Regions from separate parts of the Homo sapiens genome. Here all the other regions are linked to region 1. Evidence: chromatin loops called from intact Hi-C (ENCODE). Cell type or tissue: PC-9. All regions are shown on one strand.

Region 1 (8,000 bases):
CATTTCACCACCAATCAACCATTTTCCTCCTCCTGTTTCCTTGGATTGAAGAATGGTGCCACCACCCACCCAGCCAACCCAAACTAAAAACCCAGGGTCAATACCAGGCATGGTTAAGAGCATGGCTCTTCAGGTCGCTGGGGTCAAACCTTGGCTACTCCACATACTAAATGAGTGGCCTTGTCCAAGTCACAGCTTTTTGGGTCTCAGTTTCTTCGTCTGTATAATGAGGATAAAAACAACGCCTGTAATCCCAGCACTTTGGGATGCCGAGGCAGGCAGAACACTTGAGGCCAGGACTTTGAGACCAGCCTGGCCAACACAGTGAAATCCTGTCTCTACTAAAAATACAAAAATTAGCTGGGTGTGGTGGCGCACCCCTGTAGTCCCAGCTACTCAGGAGGCTGAGGCACAAGAATCACTTGAACCCCGGAGACGGAGGCTTCAGTGAGCCGAGGTCACACCACTGCACTCCAGCCTGGACAACAGTGCAAGATTCTGTCTCAAAAAACAAACAAACAAAAACAGTCTCACCCCTCCCCCCCAAAAAGAAAAGGTACTGATCAGAATTAAAACACCCATCAACAATAACAAAATAGTCTGTACTTTAGTGGTTTGTGATGAGGCTCAAATGACAAGGTGTTTATGAAGCACTTAATGCCTGGAACATAAGCACTCAACAGATGTTAACTACAATGTCTTCGTCATCCTCATCATCATCACTATCCTAGGCTTCTTTTATTTCATTCCCTATAGCCAGCAATCAGTTGCCAAATCCCAACAAGTCTACCTACCAAAAAACACTCTAAAACCCCTTTTCATGTGCGTAATCAATGTTAGTTCAACAAGACAATCCTCTCCTTCTTTCTCTTCCTTCTCTAAGGCTATCTCAACAGCCTTTTGACTTACTCTCAAATCCATCCTTCTGATGACGTCCCCAGGGGGTTCTACAGTAACAGAAAATCCTTTGTGACCATGCCTGGCCTCAGCAGGCTGACCCCAGCCCTTGCTCCACAGTCTCCGCTGGTGAGCTGCCTATGACCATGCATGTATTGCTGGCTCTGCGGGAGCTGCCTTTGCAGTCCCCCATAACCCTTGAGCCTCCCCTTGAGCCTCAGCTCAGGTATCATCATTTCCAGGAAGCCAACTCCTTCCCCCACAGTGCTGGGCGAGCCTATGGCACCGTGTGATCGAGGTTTGCTTACAGACTTGCTTTACCACCGCCCCCCAACCTCATTTGCAGTCCTACTGTCAGCACTCCCCCTTCAACAAGGGGCTTTACCCATGGCCTCCAGTTTTCAATCAACAGATCTATTGAGAACCCACCTACTATGTGCCTAGCACTGTTAATCTATGGTGGTAAGTATAATATACACCGTCCCCGCCCTTGTCCACAAGGCTCTGAAAATGTATTTACACCCTACCCTAGCAAGGGTCCAAGAATATATGGGCACAGATATGGCAGATTGTCTATTTTAGGTTGTCTTTTTCCTGAGTGACCTGATTCACTCACATCCTGATTTTGCCTGATTTCTTAAAATCTACCTCTATTAGGAAAGTTTATAAGCCACTGATTCTTTTTTTCCTTTATGATAAAATTTGCATAACATAAAATTTACCATTTTAACCATTTTAAAGTATACAGTTCAGTGGCATTTAGTCCATTCACAATGTTGTGCAACCATCACCTCTATCTAGTTAAAAAGCATTCCATCACCCCAAAACAAAACCCTGTACCCAGTAAGCAGTTTTCCCCTCACAGCAGCCCCTCACAACCACTAATCTACTTTCTGCTTCTATGGATTTGCTTATTCTTGATATTTCCTGTAAGTGGAATCACAAAAGCCAGCCTTTTGCAACTGGCTTCTTTTACTTAGTATAATGTTTTCAAGCTTCATTCCAGTTGTAACATATATCATTCCTTCTTATTGCTACATAGTATTTCATCATGTGGATATGACATATCCATTTTAATTTGTTTATCCATTCATCAGCCAATGGACATTGGATAGTTTCCATTTTTTGGCTATTATGAATAATGCTGCTATGAACATTCATGTACAAGTTTTTGTGTGGACATATGTTTTCAATTCACCTGGGTATATACCTAGGAGTGGAATTGCTGGATCATATGTTAACTGTGTGTTTGACTTTTTGAGAAACTGCCAGACTGTTTTCCTAAGGTCACTGATTCTTAAACATAGCTACACACTGGAATCACCTGGGCAACTTTTAGAAAGTGCTGTTTCCTAGGTCCCACCCTCGGAGGTTCTGATGTAATTGGTCTACTTTGTGGCCTGGGCAGGGGGAGTTTCAAAGTTTCCCAGGTGATTTTCCCCAGCCTGGGTTGAGAATTTCTGATATAGACGAAGGGGACTCAGAGGTGTTGTATGCATCAATAACTCTTGAATCTGCCCTCTGAAGTCAGTGTTTTTAGATCTGTTTGATTGTGAGAATTTTCTGGGACACTTAATAAAAATACGTATTCTGGGCAGGTGCAGTGGCTCATGCTTGTAATCCCAGCACTTTGGGAGGCCAAGGCTGGAGGATTGCTTGAGCCTGGGAGTTTGAGACCACCCTGGGCAATATAGCGAGACCTCATCTCTACAAATAATAAACAAAATTAGCTGGGCATGGTGGCACATGCCCGTAGTCCCAGCCACTCAGGAGGCTGAGGTAGGAAAATCACTTGAGCCTGGGAGGTTGAGGCTGCAGTGAGCCATGATCACACCACTGCACTCCAGCCTGGGCAACAGAGTGAGACCCTGTCTCAAAACAAACAAACAAACAAAAACAACCTAGGCCCTTCTTCTGGAAATGTCCTACGTAGAGGGTCTCAGAAGGGTACTGGGAATCTGAAGGTTCAACATACACTTCAGGTGTATTTTATGATCTGGCAAATTTCTAAGCAATATCTTAGATCCTCCTTGTTTCTTAAAATGTGGGCCCTGACCAGTATCGTCAGTATCACCTGGAGCTTGTAAGCAATGCAAATTCTAACAACAACTAAATCAGAACCTGCATTTTAACAATTCTGCAGTGACTGTAAGCACATTAATAACTTAGAAGCACAGTGTTAGACTACCAGCCTCAAGCAGTATAGTCCCCAAACAAGCGGTTCTCATACTTGAGCATGCCTTAGATTCTCCGAAAGGCTCATTAAAACACAAGTTGCTCCCAGAGCTTCTGATTAAGAAGGTCTGAGATGGGGCCCAAGAATTTCCATCTGTAATAAATCCCTGGTGGTGATGATGTGCCATACTGGGGACTACAGTTTGAGAATTTCTGGTCCCTCGTCTGGACCACAATTTCTCAAACTTGGCACTATTGACATTTTTGGACCAGATCATTCTTTCTTGTAGGGAATTGTCCTGTGTTTTGTAAGATGTTCAGCTGCTTCCCTGGTCTCTACCCACTAAATGCCATAGCACCCCCAAAATTATGACAACCAAAAATATCTCCACGCATTGTCAAATATTCCCTGATGGGAGTGGGTGACAAAATAGCCCCCAGTTGAGAATCACTGGTCTAGACTCTTCTTAAAAGGGAAAAGTCCTGCTACTCATTCTGTTCATGGGAAGAAAAGACTCAGTCCCTGACTTGGGCAGCCTCTCTCAGCCTCTCCTCCCACCTCCTCAGATGCTGGGGCATCTACAGAGGAGCTTGAGACCCCTGAGGGAAAACCCCTTTGGACCAGGATTTCCTCATCTGGGGAAATGAGAGCCTGTTCTTAGCTCCCTGGCAATCGTGGGGCTAGAAGAGAAGCATCTGACTGAGTCTCTGGACACCAGCTGTGCATTCCTGAGCAGGTAGCCCAGCCTGTCACCCCCCTTCTCACCCACAACTCTTTTTTTTTCTTTATTTGTCGGTTCACAATGCCTCCACGTTTATCTATTGAAATGTGTGGGTTGTTCCCTGTCCCTATGCTTCTATCTACTTATTGAAATGTGTGCATGTTGGTTCACAGTGTCTCAAAATCTACATATTTATTGAAATGTGTGGTTGGCTCAGTGTGCTTCAACGTCTTTTGCTCTTTCTTCTGCAAGACATGCTCTGGCTGATCATTAAAGCCAGATTAGTCAAGAAACTTTAAAAGCAGCCACAGGCAAACTGTTTAAAGAACAGAATGCCTATTGGTCACCTGATTCTTTTAAAACTACACCCTAGAAATCTGTGTGATTGGGAATTTTAATTAGTCTGAATTGCTATACTTATGTTCTTTGCAGAGAGCTAAGACTACTGAAAAAAAAAATTGTTTTTTTAAAGGAGCTTCCTAGCTTTCCAATCTGTGATGCTGGTTAGCATTTCAGATTGTTAGGAAATAGTGCCCTCTGCTGGAATTACTTGGTTATTGCAATAGGCATTGTGCGCTACTTCTGAGTCCTTTCAGACCTCCGAGATGTATTATGTTTGGAAAGTCCCCTGGTGACCCCATGTACCTCTTCCAGTTACAAGGCTAGCTGAAAAGAGGACATATTTTCTGAATGGTCTTAATCCTGCTTCCAGGAATTGAGTGCCTCAGCCTAGAACATTGGATTGGAGTAGGTTTCCCACGGGCTTCCCCCGCAACTCCCGAGATGGCATTTGCCTTCCGGGAGAAGAAGCTGAATCCAGAGCCCCTCCGGGTCACCAGCCACACCACACGCAGAGGACTGATGTGGTGGAAAGAACACGTTTGGGGACTCGAGGGTCCTGGCTTCAGCTTCCACCTCTGCACATCCCTAGCTGTGGGGCCTTAAACATCTCTAATGCTGGAGCCCTCATTTCCCCATCTGTAAAATTGCCGTTTCAGACTGTACTTTGAGGGGTTCTAGGGAACCTCACAGGTGCCTCACAGGCCGTTCTGGAGGGAGAGCTAAAGAGGAGATAAGAAGTAGCTTGGACAGCTCCCAAGCACCACACGAGCTCCTTCCACTTCCATCTGGTTTCATGTACATTTAATATTTTGTTCTATGTTCTGCGGCTAAAAAAGACTTTCCTCTTGAAAACCATGCAGTAGGTGACCTCTAGAATTCTTCCAGCACTTTCTCTGATTCCTACCATGAGTGTTTCTGTGAGGAGGTGTGTCTGTGTGTTGTTGCTCTAACCTGCACCACCCTGCCCTGCTTTTTGAGCCAAGTTAAGGAGAATGGTAAGGGCTGAGGGTGTTCTCTGTCTTCTTCCTGAAGAGCATCCAGCCCAAAGTAAATGTTCAGTATGTGTGATAAAAATGGCTCCTTCAAATTTACAGCCCTAAATGCCCACATCAAAAAGTTAGAAAAATCTCAAATTAACAACCTGACATCACAACTGAAGGAACTAGAGAAGCAAGAGCAAACCAACCTCAGAGCTAGCAGAAGACAAGAAATAACCAAAATCAGAGCTGAACTGAAGGAGATTGAGACATGAAAAACCATTCAAAAGATCAACGAATCCAGGAGCTGGTTTTTTGAAAAAATTAATACGGTAGACTGCTAGCTAGACTAAGAAAGAAGAACCAAATAAACTTTGTCATTTACAGAAATACAAATAACCGTCAGAGACTACTATGAACACCTCAATGCAAACAAACTAGGAAAATCTAGAAGTAATGAAGAAATTCCTGGACATATACACCCTCCATAGCTGAACCAGGAAGAAATTGAATCCCTGAATAGACCAATAACAAGCTCCAAAATTGAATCAGTAATAGGTAGCCTGCCAACCAAAAAAACCCCAAGGCTAGACAGATTCACAGCTGAATTTTACCAGATGTACAAAAAAGAGCTGGTACCATTCCTGCTGAAACTATTCCAAAAAATTGAGGAGGAGGGACTCCTCCCTAACTCATTCTGTGACACCAGAATCATCCTGATACCCAAACCTTGTAGACACAACAAAAAAGAAAACTTCAGGCCAATATCCTTGATGAACATTGATGCAAAAATCATCAACAAAATACTAGCAAACCAAATCCAGCAGCACATCAAAAAGCTTACCCACCACAATCAAGTAGGTTTTATCCCTGGGATGCAAGTTTGGTTCAAAATATGCAAATCAATAAATATGATTCATCACATAAACAGAACTAAAGACAAAAACCACATGATTGTCTCAATAAATGCAGAAAAGCCTCAATAAAATTCAACATCCCTTCATGTTAAAAACTCTCAACAAACTGGGTATTGAAGAAACATACCTCAAAATAATAAGAGTCATCTATGACAAACCCACAGCCAACATCACACTGAATGGGCAAAATCTGGAAGCATTCATCTTGAAAACTGGCTCAAGACAAGGATGACTTCTCTTTGCACTCCTATTCAACATAATATTGAAAGTCCTGGCCAGAGCAATCAGGCAAGAGAAAGAAATAAAGGGCATCCAGATAGCAAGAGAGGAAGTCAAACTATCCCTATTTGCGGACAACATGATTCTATATCTAGAAAACCCCACTCGGCCCAAAAGCTCCTTGAACTGATAAACAACTTCAGCAAAGTCTCAGGATACAAAATGAATGTGCAAAAATCACCAGCATTCCTATACACCAACAACAGTCAAGCTGAGAGCCAAATCAGAAACACAATCCCATTCACAATTGCCACTAAAAGAATAAAATACCTAGGAATACAGCTAACCAGGGAGGTAAAAGATCTTTACAAAAGGAATTCTAAAACATTGCTCAAAGAAATCAGAGATGACACAAACAAATGGAAAAAAATCCATGCTCGTGGACAGGAAGAATCAATATAATTAAAATGGCTATACTGCCCAAGGCAATTTACAGATTCAGTGCTATCCCTATCAAACTACTAATGATATTCTTCACACAACTAGAAAAAACTATTTTAAAATTCATATGGAACCAAAACAGACCCTGAATCGCCAAGGCAATCCTAAGCAAAAAGAACAAAGCTGTAGGCATCACGCTACCCAACTTCAAAGTATATTACAGGGCTACAGTAACCAAAACAGCATGGTATTGGTACAAAACCAGACACATAAGACCAATGCAACAGAATAGAGAGCTCATAAATAAGACCACACATCTACAACCATCTGATCCTCAACAAAACTGATAAAAACAAGCAATGAGGAAGATTCCTTATTCAACAAATGGTGCTGGGAGAACTGCTAGCCATAAGCAGAAGATTAAAACTGGACCCCTTTCTTATACCATATACAAAATCAACTCAAGATTGATTAAAGACTTAAATGTAAAACCTAAAACTATCAAAACCCTAGAAGACAACCTAGGCAATACCATTCTGGACACAGAAACTGGCAAAGATTTCATAATAAACATGCCAAAACCAATTGCAACAAAAGCAAAAATTGACAAATGGGACCTAATTAAGCTAAGGAGTTTCTGCACAGCAAAAGAAACTATCAACAGAGTAAGCAGAAAACCTACAGAATGGAAGAATGTATTTGCAAACTATTCCTCTGACAAAGGTCTAATATCCAGCTCTATAAGGAGCTTAAACAAATTTACAAGAAAAAGTTCCCATTAAAAAGTGGGCAAAGGACACAAACAGGCACTTCTCAAAAGAAGACATACATGTGGCTGACAAGCATATGACAAAAAGCTCAACATCACTGATCATTAGAGAAATGCAAATCAAAACCACAATGAGATACCATCTCACACCAGTCAGAATGGCTATTTTTAAAAAGTCAAAAAATCACAGATGCTGGCAAGGCTGCAGAGAAAAGAGAATGCTTATACACTGTTGGTGAGAGTATAAATTAGTTCAACCATTGTGGAAAGCAGTGCAGCGATTCCTCAAAGAGCTAAAAACAGAACTACCATTCAACCCAGCAATCCTATTACTGGGTATATACTCAAAGGAATATAAATCATTCTATTATAAAGACACATGCACGCATATGTTCATTGCAGCACTAGTCACCACAGCAAAGACATGGAATCAACCTAAATGCCCATCAATGGTAGAATGGATAAAGAAAATATGGTACCTATGCACCATGGAATACTATGCAGCCATAAAAAATAATGAGATCATGTCCTTTGCAGCAAC
Region 2 (8,000 bases), 500 kb before region 1:
AGCCTGGCGACAGAGCAACACTCTGTCTCAAAAAAAAGTCTCCCCCATGCAAAAATCTGTCTGTGAACCATTTTGAAAAAGAAGGGGACCAGAGTTCTGATCAGTGAATTTATCTTTGTCATTTGTTATCTTTTGTTTTTCCCTAAATTATCTGCTGATTATGGGCATGACACCAAGCTATGATGCAAAACTTACAAGGGAAAAAGAAATATAATTTACTTAAGTCCTCAACAAGTATGGGCTCAAACTGGTTCATTTCTTTACTGCCAGGGTTAATCCCGTTTTCATTATTATTTAAGTAGAAACTTAGGTGAAGACAATCCATCCCTGTGCAATACGGAAAGCTAATTCTGTATTCCAGGTAGCTGTGTTGAGTTACCAGATATACTGTAATTGATTAAGAAACAAAACCCTTAGGCTTGTAATAGCTGATACGTGACTCTGGTTCAGCTTGAATCCATAATTCATTGGCTTCAAATTTTGTGTGTAAATACAAAGATTTGCAAGGCCATAGAGTGGAGGAATCAGTTAATAAACAAATATCCAAAATAAAGTTTCCAGAAGTCTGGTTTCACACTACACTAGTCTTCAACATCTTTCAATGAGCACGCAGTTGAAGGAACACAAACGAACAGATCACTTTAAGGTAGAACCACAAAGTGTTACATCTGGAAAGGGACTTCTGAGCTTATCATTTTTACAGATGGCAAAATTGAGGTCCAAGAGGAAGACCTACACAGTCAAGTCAATGACAAAGAGCTTGAATGAGAACTCAGTTATTTCACCTTGCAACCCAGGACTCTTTTCGAGACCCACCCTATTCGCTTTCATGAATTACTAGTCTATGGCCATCTTCCTGCCTTGGACCTCCTGCCACTACTATTCATCCTCTACATCTAGGCCAGATGTATCCCTTTAAAACACAATTTCACACCTTAGTAACACCTCCCCACTGCTCAGACCATCTAGTGTTTTCTTAATGTCCACAGGACAAAGTTCAGAGTCCTTAGCTGGGCAGTTAGAACCTTCCACCTGCGTCCTACTAACACTCTAACATCACCTCCTACTGCACTTCCAAATGTAACAGCCACTGCAGTCCAATTGTTCTGTCCATCACAGCTCATCAGAACTGTTCTGCATGCATTTGCTTATGCCATTCTTCCTATGGTGACATGTTGACAGCTGCCCAGAATCCCCATCAATAAAGCTCTCGTTGCCTTAGCTGCAAGAGTGTACTATCAAACAGCCTTTAGCCATCAGTCTTTTCGGTGGTTGACTTAGTTGCAGGAAGGCATCTCTCTGAGGGTCACATCCCTGGCCAGGGGAAAATTAAAAGCTAACCTTGGAGAATGTCCTTCAGCCAGAGTCATTTCCACTACTGCCCTGCAACTGTGAGAGAGGCACAGCATCCAGCCCTTCTCTCACACCTGTGGACACATTCAGTGACTCAGCAAAGCAGGGGTCTAACTTAGGACAGCTCAGTCCAACTTAGGACAACTCTAAATGCTATTCTTGTTCCAGAGTTTCTTGTGGGCTGTGCCAAGGCTTTCTTTGGGGCTGCATTTCAGTTTGACACCTCCCACTGCTCATCCTGCTTCATTCTCTTCCTTCCATGAGTGTCAATCCCAAGAAACTCCCAAGTAACCATCTTGCATGTTAAACTCCTCTCAGGGTCTGCTCCCTGGAAAACCCAGCATGCAACACTCCCAGCCCCCAAATACCGGCTCCCACTGTCTTTCAAGGTCTACTCCCCAGGCCACTCCTCTTTACAAGTCCTGTAGCAAATATAGATCAGTTCACTTATTTTACATTAATATGAACCACCTCATACCAATAATTCCTTCTTAGGTATGTGAAGTCACAAATGCATGCTGTGTTTCTTTCTTCTTTCTTTTCTTTCCTTCCTTGCTTCTTTGTGTGTGTGGTATTTTTTTTTTTTTTTTTTTTTTTGAGACAGGGTCTTGCTCTGTCACCCAGGCTGTTGTGCATTGGCACAATCTCAGTTCATTGCAGCCCTGACCACCCAGAGTAAAGTGATTCTCCCACTTCAGCCTCCAACTGGCTGGGACTACAAGTGCATACCACCATGCCTGGCTACTTTTTGTGTATTTTTTTGTAAAGACAGGGTTTCGCCATGTTGCCCAGGCTAGTCTCAAACTCCTGAGCTCAAGGAATCCTCCCACCTTGGCCTCCCAGAGTATAGGGATTACAGGCATGAGCCACCATGCCCAGCCTGCCTACTCTGTATCCCTAAGAACTAGCATCATGACATTGCTACACAGTGAGTGATCAATGAAGGATGACAATCTTGATAATGAAGATGTAACCAATCTTGAACTGACGATCCACTTCAACTAATATGTCATTCTTCTTTCCCTGCTAGACTATAGTTCCCTAAGGGCAGAGTGCTGCTATCCCCACAGGCTCCTTGTAAGAGGCACTGAAGAAAGGAGCAGTGTACTTTTGATGTGCTACTCCCTTTAGAATGAACGAGAATAAGTTTGATTTGTATTCTCAAACATGGGATTGGAGGTGAAGACAGAAAGGAGAAGAAATGTTTTCTTTAAGGGGAATGACATATGAGGAATGTTGTACAAGGTCTCTCTTCCATGCCAACAAGACTCCAGGAGACGCCAAGCAGACACTTGCTGAGAGCTGCCATTCTGGTGCCAGGGAGTCTGGACCTGCCAGATCTCATGGCTGCTCCACCCTGAGCTGCCCTCGTCCATCTAGGATGACCCATGTTCTGAAATAAGATCCGCTTCTCCATCCTTAAACAGCCAAGCAAAACTGTTCCTTTTGTTTCTTTCTCACAGAGAGCAATGGATGTTTGGGAGACATCGGTTTGTCTTAATTAAAACAAAACTGCACCACAGCCATTCTTACGAAGTAGACAAAAAGTAAACAAGGACCTATGATGAACAGTTAGGGCCAAATTTTGAATTTCATGACATGTGAACATGGTCTGAAAAGGAAAGATAAATCCTCTCGTCCTCCAGGGGAACACTTAAAAGCTGACCTTGGAGAATGTCCTTCAGCCAGGGCACAGGGTCACTTCCACTACTGCTCTGAAATGGTGAGAGGAACAGCGTCCAAGCCTTCTCTCACACTTGTGGACAGATCTGGATGGGTACCTGAGAGGAAGTCTAACAAATAGGAAATGGAAAAACTTACTGAAACCATTTCTCCTGCCAGAGCAGAAACTGACCAAAGTGGGGACACTACTACTGCCTTGCAGTGCCAAATAATGAAATGTTGTTTCAACACTCTTCCCAAGTGAGGAAAGAGAAAGTGAAAGACGAGCAGCAGAGGAAAGCAAAACAGGAACAGGATGCAAGTGTGGGATTAGGGAGGCAGCAAACCTCAGAAATGGCCAGAACTGGCTCTCAGCTAACTAGGATTTCAGACACTTGCAGCAAGAGGGCAGCCCAACACTTCCTTATCTAACCTAACTTCCAAGTGACACCTAACACCATATCATCTGGGCAGCCTTCTCTTAAACCCCATCTAACCCATCACTTCTATTAGTCTTGGCATTTTTCTCGATGTCCACACAGAGGTAAAGTATATGAAAGTTCTAAGTTCTAATCCTTTTATTCGCACTCCCCATAGAAAATCCATAGCAAAGCTTTGCCTTATATTATTGCCATATATTACATTATTGCCTTACATTAGTACAAACTGAAAAGTATTTATTCCATCAGTTTAATAAGTAAGAAAATTTCATTTTTTTTAAGAGGCAAGGTCACACTTTGTCACTCAGGCTGGAGTGCAGTGGTACAATCATGGCTCACTGCAGCCTCAACTCCTGGGCTCAAGCAATCCTCTCACTTCAGCCTCCTAAAGCACTGGGATTACAGGTGTGAGCCACAATGCCTGGCTGACTTCACTTTTTAAAAAATCAGAAACTACTTCCAACCCGAAGTATACTGTTTTCACAAGAGACTAGCTTCATCATGTAACTATCATTGTAAATATCATTCACATTACCCAAAAGGTTCCCAGTTAACTGCAAACAGGAACATGAGCAATAGACCGCAGTTGATGTATTAACTCTGTCATTCAAGAGCTGGTGATTTTGATCCAGTTATGTATTTAAATACGAACATTTTCATGGGTAAAGCAAACAGAGGATTTGTGACAGACACTGATAGTTAACACCCAATATCCACACCCTCCTTTCTTTTTTGCTAACAGAACCCCAGGTGGTGAATCATAAGTCAACAAGACTATAGTGTTCACACTTTCCCAGCCTCCCTTGCACTCTGAGTGGCCATGTGAACCAGTTACGTGTCATTGACCAGAACTGGTTCACATGGCCACTCAGACTGCAAGGGAGGATGGGAAAACTGGTCATTTTCTGTCGGTGCTTCTGGGCAAACATCACATTCTTGATTAATAAGACAAAGGGACATAGGCAATTCTATACCTCTTCTCTCCTTTCTTCCTTGGAATTCAATGTGGTGCTTGAAGCTGCAGTGCCATTTTGCAACCATAAGAGGAACGGCCAACCCACTGAGTACAAAGAACAGAGGGAAAGGAGCCTGGATTTTGAGAGCATCACTGAGCCACTGTCCCAGGCCTATTTGTTAGAACAGCCTTTGGCATGGCATTATGTTCCCTGCAGCTGACAACACTAATAACTGATAGAGGGTTGTTGTGGAATTAAAGAAGAGATTATGTGAAAGTCATTTGATAATGTACCTGACACAGCTTTGTCTGGTTCCAAAGACAGCCTCTTTCCATGACAACAGGCACTTATGAGATTGCATTTATTCATAACACATTTTGCCCAATGGCACCAGATAAACCAAGTGTCACTCTATGTACTTTTCACTTCATTGAATTAATGTAGATAGCTTCATCTTGAAACAGAAAATGTTTCCTTGACCCCCTTCTCGACTGGGAACTGGAGTGCATGGGTGCTAGAACTAGCCAGTCGCTTGGGTGCTGGCAGGGGTGGACTGCACTCTCTGGAACCTATTGCACTCAACCCCTCATGGAAGGAAGCACACAGGTGAGCAGGTGCAGGAGCCGGGGCAAGTGCTTTTGGGTGCTGGCAGGAGCAAAACTCCATTCAGACTCCACAGCAGTGTCTAGGAGGAAGTACCTATGACCCCTGAAGCCCCAGAAGGACTGTTACAGTCAGTGCTCTTTTAGCTTTGCCAGCTTAAGTGTTATGCCACTCAGTGGGCTCTCTGCCTTTTCATGTGAGGTGGTTGCTCTCCGCTAATGAGGACAGAGGGTCAGCATGACAGCCTTTAGCATCCACACAAATGGCACCCAAGCTCTTGTCCAGCGTCCAGGAAAAATCAGGTTGCATGAATGAATTGAAGAGTGGAGGATTTTATTGCCGACGAAAGTGTCTCTCATCAGGAAAGGGAGCTGGAAAGGGGATGGACCAGGAAGGTGATACTCCCCATGTGGACTCCTCTCTGAAGCAACGTTGTCAAGCCGCCCAGCCGAAGTCAAGCCGCTTCTCTCTGATGTCCAGTTGCTTCTCCTCTTCTCTGCTCTCTGCCAGCTGAGCCTGGGGTTTTTAGGGGTCCAGGATGTGGGGCAGGGCAGGCCATGGGTGGTTTTGGAAAAGGCAAACATTCGAGGAGGAAAACAGGAATGCATGTTCTCACTTTGGGCTGGGGTTCCAGGCTTGAGGGTGGGGCCTTTGCCAGGGACCCGCCCTCTTATGCCCAGAGTTTCCCTGCTTCCTGTCCCCATCGATATAATAAACAAACACACTCTTTTGACATTACACAAATGGCTTCTCTAGGAAGGCATATGTAAGACACCCCAAACACGACAGTCCTGCTGACAAACCACTGACTGAAAATTAATGCTCATTTGTGGGGAGGGTAGTAGGGAGATTTGGCCAAAGGATACAAAATTTAAGTTAGATAGGTAAAATAAATTCAAGAGCTCTACGGTACAACACAGGTGACTATACTTAATAATGATGTATTGGATTCTTGAAAATTGATAAGAGATTTTAAGTGTTCCCACCATAAAAACAATGATAAGTATGTGAAGTAATACATGTTAATTAGCTTTGCCAGTCCACAATGTATGCATATTTCAAAACATCATGTTGTACATCATGAATATATACAATTTTTGCCAATTAAAATTAATTAATTTTTTAAAAGAAAATTAATGCTCAGAGACAACATGTACTTGAGTGTCCATATGGCAATTCTTGCTCATTTTAGCTAATGGAGATAGAAAATTCTACTTTACACAGAGTGAGAATGAGAAAATCATGGAATCTGAAGTATGTAAATTAGAAAAAAATATTTTTTGGTGTCTTTGGCAAATATTAAGTCACGTGTGTGGTTTTATCTTCCTCTATATAGCAAAGCCCTGCTTTTTCTGGAACTATTAGAATTAAGTATGCTATATAAATGAACTTCCCACATGAAGAAAATTTGCCTTTTTTTAAAATAAAAAAGATATGGCCGGGCGCAGTGGCTCACGCCTATAATCCCAGCACTTTGAGAGGCCGAGGCAGGCAGATCACGAGGTCAGGAGATCGAGACCAGCCTGGCTAGCACGGTGAAACCCCGTCTCTACTAAAAATACAAAAAATTAGCCGGGAGTGGTGGCACGCACCTGTAGTCCCAGCTACTCAGGAGGCTGAGGCAGGAGAATGGTGTGAACCTGAGAGGCAGAGCTTGCAGTGAACCGAGATCACACCACTGCACTCCGCCTGGGCAACAGACGCCATATCAAAAAAAAAAATTAAAAAGATATATGAGTTAAGGAAATCTTTTCTTGTTGACTCCATTATTGGTATAAACATCCATTATTACACTAGATTGAAATACAGCCCTTTAAATATCTTCATCCAATCTCCTCATACAACTGCTGTCTATTCTCATATCTTCGGGCACAGTGTTAGACTCTGGTTACTCTTCTACCCTGTGGCTACTTGCCTCCCCTCCCCAGCCACGGCTGACAGAGAAATCAGACAGTCAAAAATGTCAAACTTGTAACAAACCTTGATGCTTTTGTGCAGGGAAAACAAAATGGTATACTCCTCAAAAGGCAAGGGAAAGCACACTTTTTTTTTTTTTTTTTTTTTTTGAGACGGAGTCTCGCTCTGTCTCCCAGGCCGGACTGCGGACTGCAGTGGCGCAATCTCGGCTCACTGCAAGCTCCGCTTCCCGGGTTCACGCCATTCTCCTGCCTCAGCCTCCCGAGTAGCTGGGACTACAGGCGCCCGCCACCGCGCCCGGCTAATTTTTTGTATTTTTAGTAGAGACGGGGTTTCACCTTGTTAGCCAGGATGGTCTCGATCTCCTGACCTCATGATCCACCCGCCTCGGCCTCCCAAAGTGCTGGAAAGCACACTTTTTAAAGCATTTATTCAAATCAGAAAAAGTAAATGTTAGACAGGTTCCTGATTTTGCTCTTTTAAATGCAAGGCAAATGGACAGAATGATAGAAGGGATAAAAATGGGATGATGAGGTCACAGACTCTTGCTAAGAGGGAGCTAGTGTAGTAAAGTTAGGAGGTAAGCGCAGTTACAATAACACAGGAATGTAAGTACTAGATATAAGCAATAACAGAACAGAAAATTCAAAAATCTGAATCACACAGAAACAGGCAAATATTAAAGCTTCTCTGCAAATGCTGATGGAAAGTATAATGAAATTAAAACAATGAGAGAGAAAATAACAGATGTGGAGATCAAAGAACAGTTTTCATTATAATATATAGACAGTGTTTCCAATTGTAATAGTGAGAAACTTTTCCAAGCTGAAGTCAGATCTACAAACACAGACCGAAGAAGGTGACCCCATTTTAGGCAAAATCATTGGAAAGGAACTCTCCCATAAACACAGCCAGTCAAAATTTCTGAAACAGAAAGATTTAGAACTAATCTTACTAGCTTCCAGACAAGAAAAGCACAAATGATTACAAACTACAAAATCATGCTGTCCAAAAATTACTTTATTATTTTTATCTTTTATTCCACTTGGTTATTCCTAATTTTGTGAAC
Region 3 (8,000 bases), 310 kb before region 1:
CAGTGAAGGAAAAACATGTTTGTTAGGCCATTTTATGTAATATTGAAAATGGAAATCAACAGGAGACTGATGGATAAATTATGAAACATCCAAGTAAAGGAATACTCTTTAATCATAAGGAAAAAAAATAAGGAAGATCGACATTCAAAGTACATACATAGAAAGCAAGCAAGCTGCAGAATGATTTATAATAGAAGACAAATCATTTTTGTAATTTAGAAAACTATGATCCTGCCAGGGTCACAAGTTTGCAACCAAGCAATCTTATCCAGCCTGAAATCGTATTTGTTCCCCTTAGGTAAATACATTAATTTGGGCTAAATAAATTAATCTGGAGCCCCAGGAAAGTTTTAAAAGACAGTACAGAAATGATAAAAAAGGAGTCAAACCTATATTACTGATACTTGTGTGCTGTGTGTGCAAGTGGGCATGTGAGTGTGCGTTTGGCCTAGTAACAAGTTTTGTGACTTTGAGCTCTCTTTGGTATGTTCAGCTATTTGCCAAGATTGTTGAAATGTTTAAGAGAATCTGATTAACTAAATATGTCTTATTAGTCACAAGAAATGTAAGGGCTTAGGAAAATGCTGTTAATAGATTTTATGTAAAGTTTGAGGGAGTCCTGTACCTTGCCTTTGTGATTATAGCTTGAAATGTCTAAGGGAATTTGCTTAATTATATAACTGGTGGTAAATATTTAAGGATTGAATCTGTTAAGCTTATGTGTTAATTAATGCAACCTCAAATGAAAATTAACTATAATGATTTTCATCATATAGCAAAATTACTAAATTTGGAAACAAGATTCATAAGTTCAGTTTAAAGCTTAAGAAAAATGAGGATTTTAGATTTATAATGTAACAAATTAGATATTAATTAAAATATAACTTAGAGTGCTCCCTTTGATATATACAACCCTTTTTGGACATGAAAAGCCACCACAAAGCTAAGAGTCATCTCTGAAAGATGATGATGAGAGGAATTAGAATGGGGATATTTTCTACTTCAGATCTTTTTTATATCTTTTGAAACAAAAAAGCCCAAGAAACAAATGACCAAAAACTTGCAGGTACCTTGTAGGCCCTGACATGCACATACTGGAGCTGCCTCCACACCAGCCCAAGCATCAAAACTAGAAATAAACCCTTTACAAATTGAAGAGTAAACATATTGGCTAATGTGGAGTCAAGATGAGCATTCAAAACAAAACAAAAAAACAACAACAAAAACTCATGTAGCTTAAAAACAAAATCTCCCTCCTAGAATAACTAGGGACACTATAGTGTGTGTGTGTGTGTGTGTGTGTGTGTGTGTGTGTGTGTGTGTGTGTGTGTTGTGTGTGTGTGTCTGTTCAAGTCAACCAAATGCTATGCAAATATCCTGCCAAACCATTAAGAAAAATAGAGGGAAGCAGAATGGTAAAAATTATTTTTTGTGAAGTCAACCTGGTATGACAGCATCTTGGTTAGTTAAGTCTGGAATTTCTGTTTAATGCTGGCACCCTGCCCATGAGGTGTCCCAAGGCCTGTGCCACTGACTCCCTTAGGCCCAGTCCCTGAGTGAGAGAGCTGCTAGCAGCTCTCATTTCTGACACTTATTTACAGCATTCTCTTTAAAAAATGCTATCAGTGGGCATATCCTCTTTCTTCTTCTTTATGTAATTTGTTTGTGTTTTTCCTTTTTCTCCCTCTTGGCCTCACTTGGTAGAGGTTTGTTGTCTTACAGCTTTTCTAAAGCTCTTGGCTTCATTGTTTCGATCTTTTGTGGTTATTGTTTTCTATTTTATTAATCTCTTTTTTTATCCATATTGATTTCTACCTTCTACCTAGAGTGATTTAATTTGCTGTTATTTTCCTAGCTTCTTGGATTGCATGATTTATTCATTTTCTCCCAACATTTATTTTCTTTAAATACATTTACAGTTTAGCCACATATCACAGGTTTTGACATACAGAATTGTCACTCATGCCTAAATAATGTCATTTTACTTTCCATTTCCTCTTTAAACTAAGAATTATTTTTACATATTTTTAAATTTCCAAACATCCAGAATTTAGAAGCTCTACTTTCCCTTATAATTCTTATGTTCTATGGAATCACTTTGGGAAATTTATCGAGTTTTTTTTTCTATAACCTAGTACATAATTGATAACCATATTTGTTCCAAAGGAATTTGAAAAATATGCACATTCTCCATTTGGGGAATGCAGATATCTATATTTATTTATAATCAAAGTTATTAATCATATTTTATGCAAATCCTCCATGAGCCTATTGATTATTGTCAGTTTAATCTATTATTTTATGAGAGAGGTATGTGAAGTCTACTTCTATTTTTATCAACTGTCTATGTATTTCTGACAGTTTCTACCTTAAAAATTCAGATGCTATGTTATGTAGTGCAGAATGGTTCATAACTATTATAATTTCCTGATAGACTACATTGACTGTATCTTTTTATAATTAAAAAGCTTTTTTAATTTAGTGCTTCTCTTGCATCAAATTTTATTTTGATTTTACTATTGTTCCTCTATTTTTATATGGTTAGCATTAATTATAGAATATTTTTTCCCATTACTTTCTCATTTCTGTATCATTTATTAGGTGGGTCTAATACCATCTAATGCATCTCTTCTGGAAAGTTTTAAAACTTCTGGTCATGTATTATATGTTTCCATGCTTTTCACTGCTGTAATAAAACAGATAATAGACTTTATATTTCTTCTGTAACTCACTGGGGTTTTTGGAGGTAAAAGGAGGTAAGCAAGAAGGATCTCAATCCATCAACCAAAACTAAAACTCTGGAAAAATGCTTTTAAATTTAACATTTCAACTGAATCATTTTGTTAGTAACAAAGCTATACATCACCTATTTGTATATTAAGAGTTTTTTTTAAGTAATTTAAGGTATGTCAATGGTGTGAACATGTTTCCATGGTTTTAAGGTTCAGAAATTAAGTTTTCTTTCAAAAGCAAAAACAAAATAAGCTTTTCTCCCTCAAGGCATTAACATTTCTAGACATTTAATAGTTCTCATCCAGAAAACAGAGAACTCCCTGGAAGATGAGCTGGCCAGAGCCAAGGTATCCTGGGGAGATACTCTCCCAGGCAGTGCGCAGCCTGGGGCTGGACTTCCTTCCCCAGCACCTGCTGACATCTCTGCTACCTACTGTATCTGCAGCCTTGATGTTACACCTGAGGGTGGATGCCTTGCTTCATTTCCTCCCTCTCTCCTCTGGGGTGGGGGGTCTAATTATTAAAACAAGGCTATGTTTAAAGGGCCCAGACAATGAGCAAAGAAACAGTATGTTGTTAATACTGGTGGTTCTAGTTCTGCCTCCACCTGAGCAACTCCACACAGCTGACTGGGAAACATGTTAAGGGACAGAGATGATACCATTTTTCTTTGGAGCATGTTACAATCATTTCTGTCTCAAGCCCGTCATATTTTTTGTAAGTTATTTCAAATACGTTAATGTTTGCATAATTCTCACAAAATCCATGTGAGACAAGCAGGGCACACTTGTCATCTCTGTATCAGTTCAAAAAGATGAATTCACTTATCCAAGTTCACACTCTGGTTCTACAGGCAGAACCAGGATAAAAGTTACTTGCTATGCAGCTCCTGCAACACATGGGAGCAGAGCCCAAGTCTTCCACACGGTAAATAAATCATTCTGCATTTCAAAAAATCTTGTCCCAGAAATACATTTTGATTCTCCAAAACATATACTACCAATTACTTTGGCCTTGCAGTAACTGCCAAGATTGCCCATCTTTTGCACATTCTGACTTCTGGCCACTAGAGGGTACCAGTTAGCCACATCGATCTCATTACTCGACCTGCCCAAACTGCATGTGGCTACAGGGGGAGGATCTGATTTGGGCTGGGACGTGGGAAAGTACTGCCTTGTAGATTGCATAATCCACACCTATATTTAAACATCCTAGATTTCCACTCGAATATCCTTTACAATAGCAGTATATCTCATATCACAATGAAAGTCAGTTTCTAATCAATTTACATATTAAAATGCTCTTACCCTTTCCATGTCAAGAAATTCATCGTCTAGTTTAGTTCCTTCAGCACCACTTATTTTTTCACTAAATAGCTGCAGAAATAAACATAAATAATTGCATTGTACAATGATTTCTTGTCACAGTTTTTTACCTAAATTATTAAAAACAGAAACAAAAAAACTTGGATTCAACTTGTTGGATTTTTTGAACTAACTCCTTTAAGAAAATTGTTGGAAGGGGTAACCATATCTAAAGGCACAGGAAGACATACATTTCTCATGCAGTCAACAGATATTTATTATGCACCTACTATGTGTAAAACACATGGTAAGTGCTGTAGGACATAGACAAGAGAGATACTTGTCATCAAGGAACACACAGTTCACCCAAAGAGTCAACACACAAACATTCAATTAAAAAACAAGAAAAGAACAATAAGAACCATTAAAAAATAATAGTACTAGAGACAAATTACTGTAAATGAACTAAGTGGTAGTCACTTCAGTGATGCACAGAATGGACTTTGAGAGCCCACGGCACTGGGAGTAGGTTCATGCGGGATGTGTTTCCTAGAAGATGTGGCATTTGAGCTGGCATTTTAAGGATAGAGAACATTTCATCGGGCGGCACTGAAGGAAAGGCCTTCTGGGATGAGGCATGGAAAAAAGAGCCAGGGGCAGGAATGGATAGGACAGGTTTTCTCAGCCTCGGCTTTATTGATATTTGTAGCAGATAATTATCTGTTGTGGGGGCTGTCCTGTGCACTGCAAGATGTTTAACAGCAACCCTGGTCTCTGCTTGCTAAAGGCCAGTACTACAAGCATGGACACACACACACATATACACACACACACACACACGGTTGTAACAACCAAAAATGTTGCCCAAGAGCTGAGGACAATTTGTGTATGGCCAATGTGCTAAGAAAAAAAAACAGCAATAAATTGTGTTTAACTGTGAAAACTAGTGCACAAGGAAGAATGGAGGAAAATAAAATCTGAAAGTTACGCAACGCCCAGAGCACAGGGATTCTCAAATGCCAAGCTAAAGAGTACGAGTGAGAGATCCCTAAAGAGTCTTCATCAAACACAGAGAAACCCTTTAGAAAAGCAAGTCTGGCACCAGTAGGGTTGGATTAAAGAACGAGGAAGACAAATTGGAAGAAGAAAATAAGTTCAATCATTTTCTTTAGCAAAACACATTAACATAATCTACGCCCTTAAAATAGTAATATGAATATGCAAATCCACAGTAAGGGAGGTGCCATCAATTAAAGGTGAAAAGATGGCAGGTTGTTTTAAATACAAGTGTAGTTACTACTACTATTACACATGCGGTATTACTATTTAATAGGAAAAATATAAGTGGAGATAGTATTTTACTTAAATTCGAAGTGTGAGAAGGAATTTCTTGAAGACAACAGATACAGAAGACTACAAAATGGCCAGGGTTCTCCATCCTCCCTGTCCTGCGTCTTTACAGTTCCTCCGAGCTAGAGTTGGAGTCTATCTTCCCACCTAGTGAATCTGGGCTGGGCTTGTGACTTGTTTTGACCCCACAGAAACAAGCCTAGCTAGGCAGGAAGAGATCTTGTGTGCTTCTACTCACTCTCTAGAAACACTGTTGCTACCCTGTGAACAAGCAAGCCCAGGCAAATTAACTGAATGGAGAGAAACAAGTGGCCCAGACACCCACCAAGGTACAACCAGTCCATCCCCAGAATCAGAGCCACCCAGCTGACCTGCAGGTGACTGCAGTAACGTGAGAGACCCCAGCTGAGATCAGCCCCATCTGCTGAGGCATGGGAACAGGAGTCCAATAAACGGTATTGCTTTAAACCACTGAATTTTGGAGTGGTTTGCCACATAATAGAAGTTATCTGGTACACTGAACAAGAATCCTTACTTTTCAGGCTGAGTACAGAAGTCAGAGAGAATTAACCTAATGTCTTGATACAAGGCATAACTTCCAATAGAAAAAATGAAAAATTTCATTTCCACACACCAAGCAGTGTTTTAACAGATGTGTCCATCAGTTAACTCTCCTAAACATTTTCATTGTTGTTGTTCAGTAGTGAAATCATCCAACATATTGGTTCTCAACTTTGGAGGTAATAGCCTGAGGATCTAAGGAAAGTTACACAATCTCTCCTGGGGTGGGGAGTGGCACCTCCACGTTTTGTTGCCATGGTAGAGTACAAAAGTGGCCACAGGCTTTGCAGCTCCTCTCATTAAGAAGTCTATTTTTCCACGCTTCGACTTGCTTTGGCCAATAGAAGAGTGTAAACCACACTGTATAGCTATAAATTCCAAATCAGTACTCACAAAGAGGCTCTACAGATACTTCTGCTCACTCTGTCAGGTCCGCTGTGACTGCTTCCACCTGACCAAGTCTGGGCTGCCTTGTTGGAGAATGAAAGACCACGTGGATCAGAGATCAGCCATCCCACCTGAGCAACCTCGGGCCATCAAGCCCTCAGCTCACCTGGCAGCTGACCGGCAACAGGTGAGTGAGCCCAGCAGCGATCAACCACACCAGCACATCCACCCACCCAGTGCTCCCAGCCCAAATTGCTGACCCACAGAATCATAAACTAAATGAACTTTTTTTTTTGTCTTAAGTCGCTGTGTTTTCGGATGGTGTGTTATATAGCAAAAGCTGACTGATACAGTGGCCTGCATTTCCTGTGACTATTGAAACCACAGAAGCCCACATGTAGATCCACGTTTTAAAATAACCATTTGAAAATCCCTTTGGCTTGGAGAGTTGGACCCGAAATCCCTTTAATCCGAACGAGTTCGCACTTGTTCAGGTTTTACTTGTTCTATTTTCAGAAACCAAAATGTCTAATAGAAGGAGTAGTGTTTCTACTTTCAAGAACAGAAACTAGTGACATGAATATATCTTGTTTGAAAAGACAACATATGGGATCATTTTCAACAGGAGTCACAGGTTAAGAGTCATGATCATTCGTTTCTGCTTTTCCTGAATTTCCCAGTGGTGTTTACTGTTTTGATACATTAAGTATAAATACACATATAGCATTAGCTGTTTAGGCCACGTAATTATATTTCAGAGGTCAGTCAATGAACAAATATTGTTTGTTGAGCATCTACTATGTGCAGGGACATGACTGGTACTTGGGATAGAAAGATAAAAAAAGATAGACGTGATTCCTACAGGGCACCTGGCCTCCTTCCAAGGTTACAAGGTTATTTCCTCTAGGTGCTGGAAGCTAAATATAAATACTCAAGCTTCTATTTCTGGTGAAGATGACTATTCAAATTCAACTCCGATGCACTCCCTATGCTCTGAATACAAATCAAGGATAGATTAAATATCAAAATATGCACTCTTTATGCCTTGAATACATAGCAAGGATAAATTAAATATCAAAAAAAGAAAACCAGAAAGATAAGCAATGCTCAAAAACAGAATAAACATTTTTGTGAATCTGAAAATGAACAGAAACACAACATGATGAACAAGGTTGAAGCCTCGGGCCTGCTGGGCTTCTTGCCTGCACACAGGCTATGACAGCCAGCAGTCTGGTTCCTGCTGAGTACAAAAGGATCTAAAAGTGCTCCATGAGACCAGAGTCTGGGTTCAAGTTCTGCTTACAGCTGGGGATGGAAAAGCAAATGAGGCTGGGAAAAAAAATTCAGATGTAAACCCCTGTCTGATGCTACCACATGTGGCAATCTGCAGGCCCAAGGAGACTGAAGAACAAAGAATCAGTCAAGTCACATCCCCACCCCCTCCAGCTCTGTGACTGGATCCAGATAGCCCCAATATCACCACAGAACAGAAACCACGGTTTTGTACTGGGGCCTTGGGAAGCTGGGTGGAAGAAGCCACAATCACTAGAGAGAAGTGAGCACAAGAAGTTGGAATTAAAATTCATCCTAGATCTAAATTCCAAGGCACATGAATAAAATATAACACCAAGAAAGAGAGCCGACAAAATCACATAACATAACATG

What was found. Peaks named below come from ENCODE experiments on the same cell type or tissue, not always from the same donor. Only the 100,000 strongest peaks of a DNase experiment are listed, where the experiment ranks them.
Region 2: a loop joins it to region 1, with 8 times the contacts of the local background. A loop is called at or near these places in 2 of 110 quality-filtered maps.
Region 3: a loop joins it to region 1, with 15 times the contacts of the local background. A loop is called at or near these places in 74 of 110 quality-filtered maps.

What each region holds. Positions count from the first base shown.
Region 1 is chr15:83,244,916-83,252,915 of GRCh38, reverse strand. No RefSeq gene overlaps it. Among named protein-coding and RNA genes, the nearest start is that of BNC1-AS1, 35 kb to the left of the region's middle. In PC-9, CTCF peaks have their summits at 4,142 and 4,342 (motif pointing left); a DNase peak (open chromatin) is centred at 4,325; H3K27ac peaks cover 384 bases.
Region 2 is chr15:83,742,600-83,750,599 of GRCh38, reverse strand. The region is part of intron 3 of ADAMTSL3 (ADAMTS like 3); the gene reads right to left. Among named protein-coding and RNA genes, the nearest start is that of ADAMTSL3, 92 kb to the right of the region's middle. RefSeq lists an enhancer at 5,534-5,703. In PC-9, a CTCF peak has its summit at 3,421; no DNase peak of the experiment used is centred here.
Region 3 is chr15:83,555,362-83,563,361 of GRCh38, reverse strand. It overlaps SH3GL3 (SH3 domain containing GRB2 like 3, endophilin A3), which reads right to left. Exons shown (of 9, transcript NM_003027.5): 2 at 4,041-4,109. Among named protein-coding and RNA genes, the nearest start is that of ADAMTSL3, 95 kb to the left of the region's middle. In PC-9, CTCF peaks have their summits at 3,612 and 3,811 (motif pointing right); a DNase peak (open chromatin) is centred at 3,871.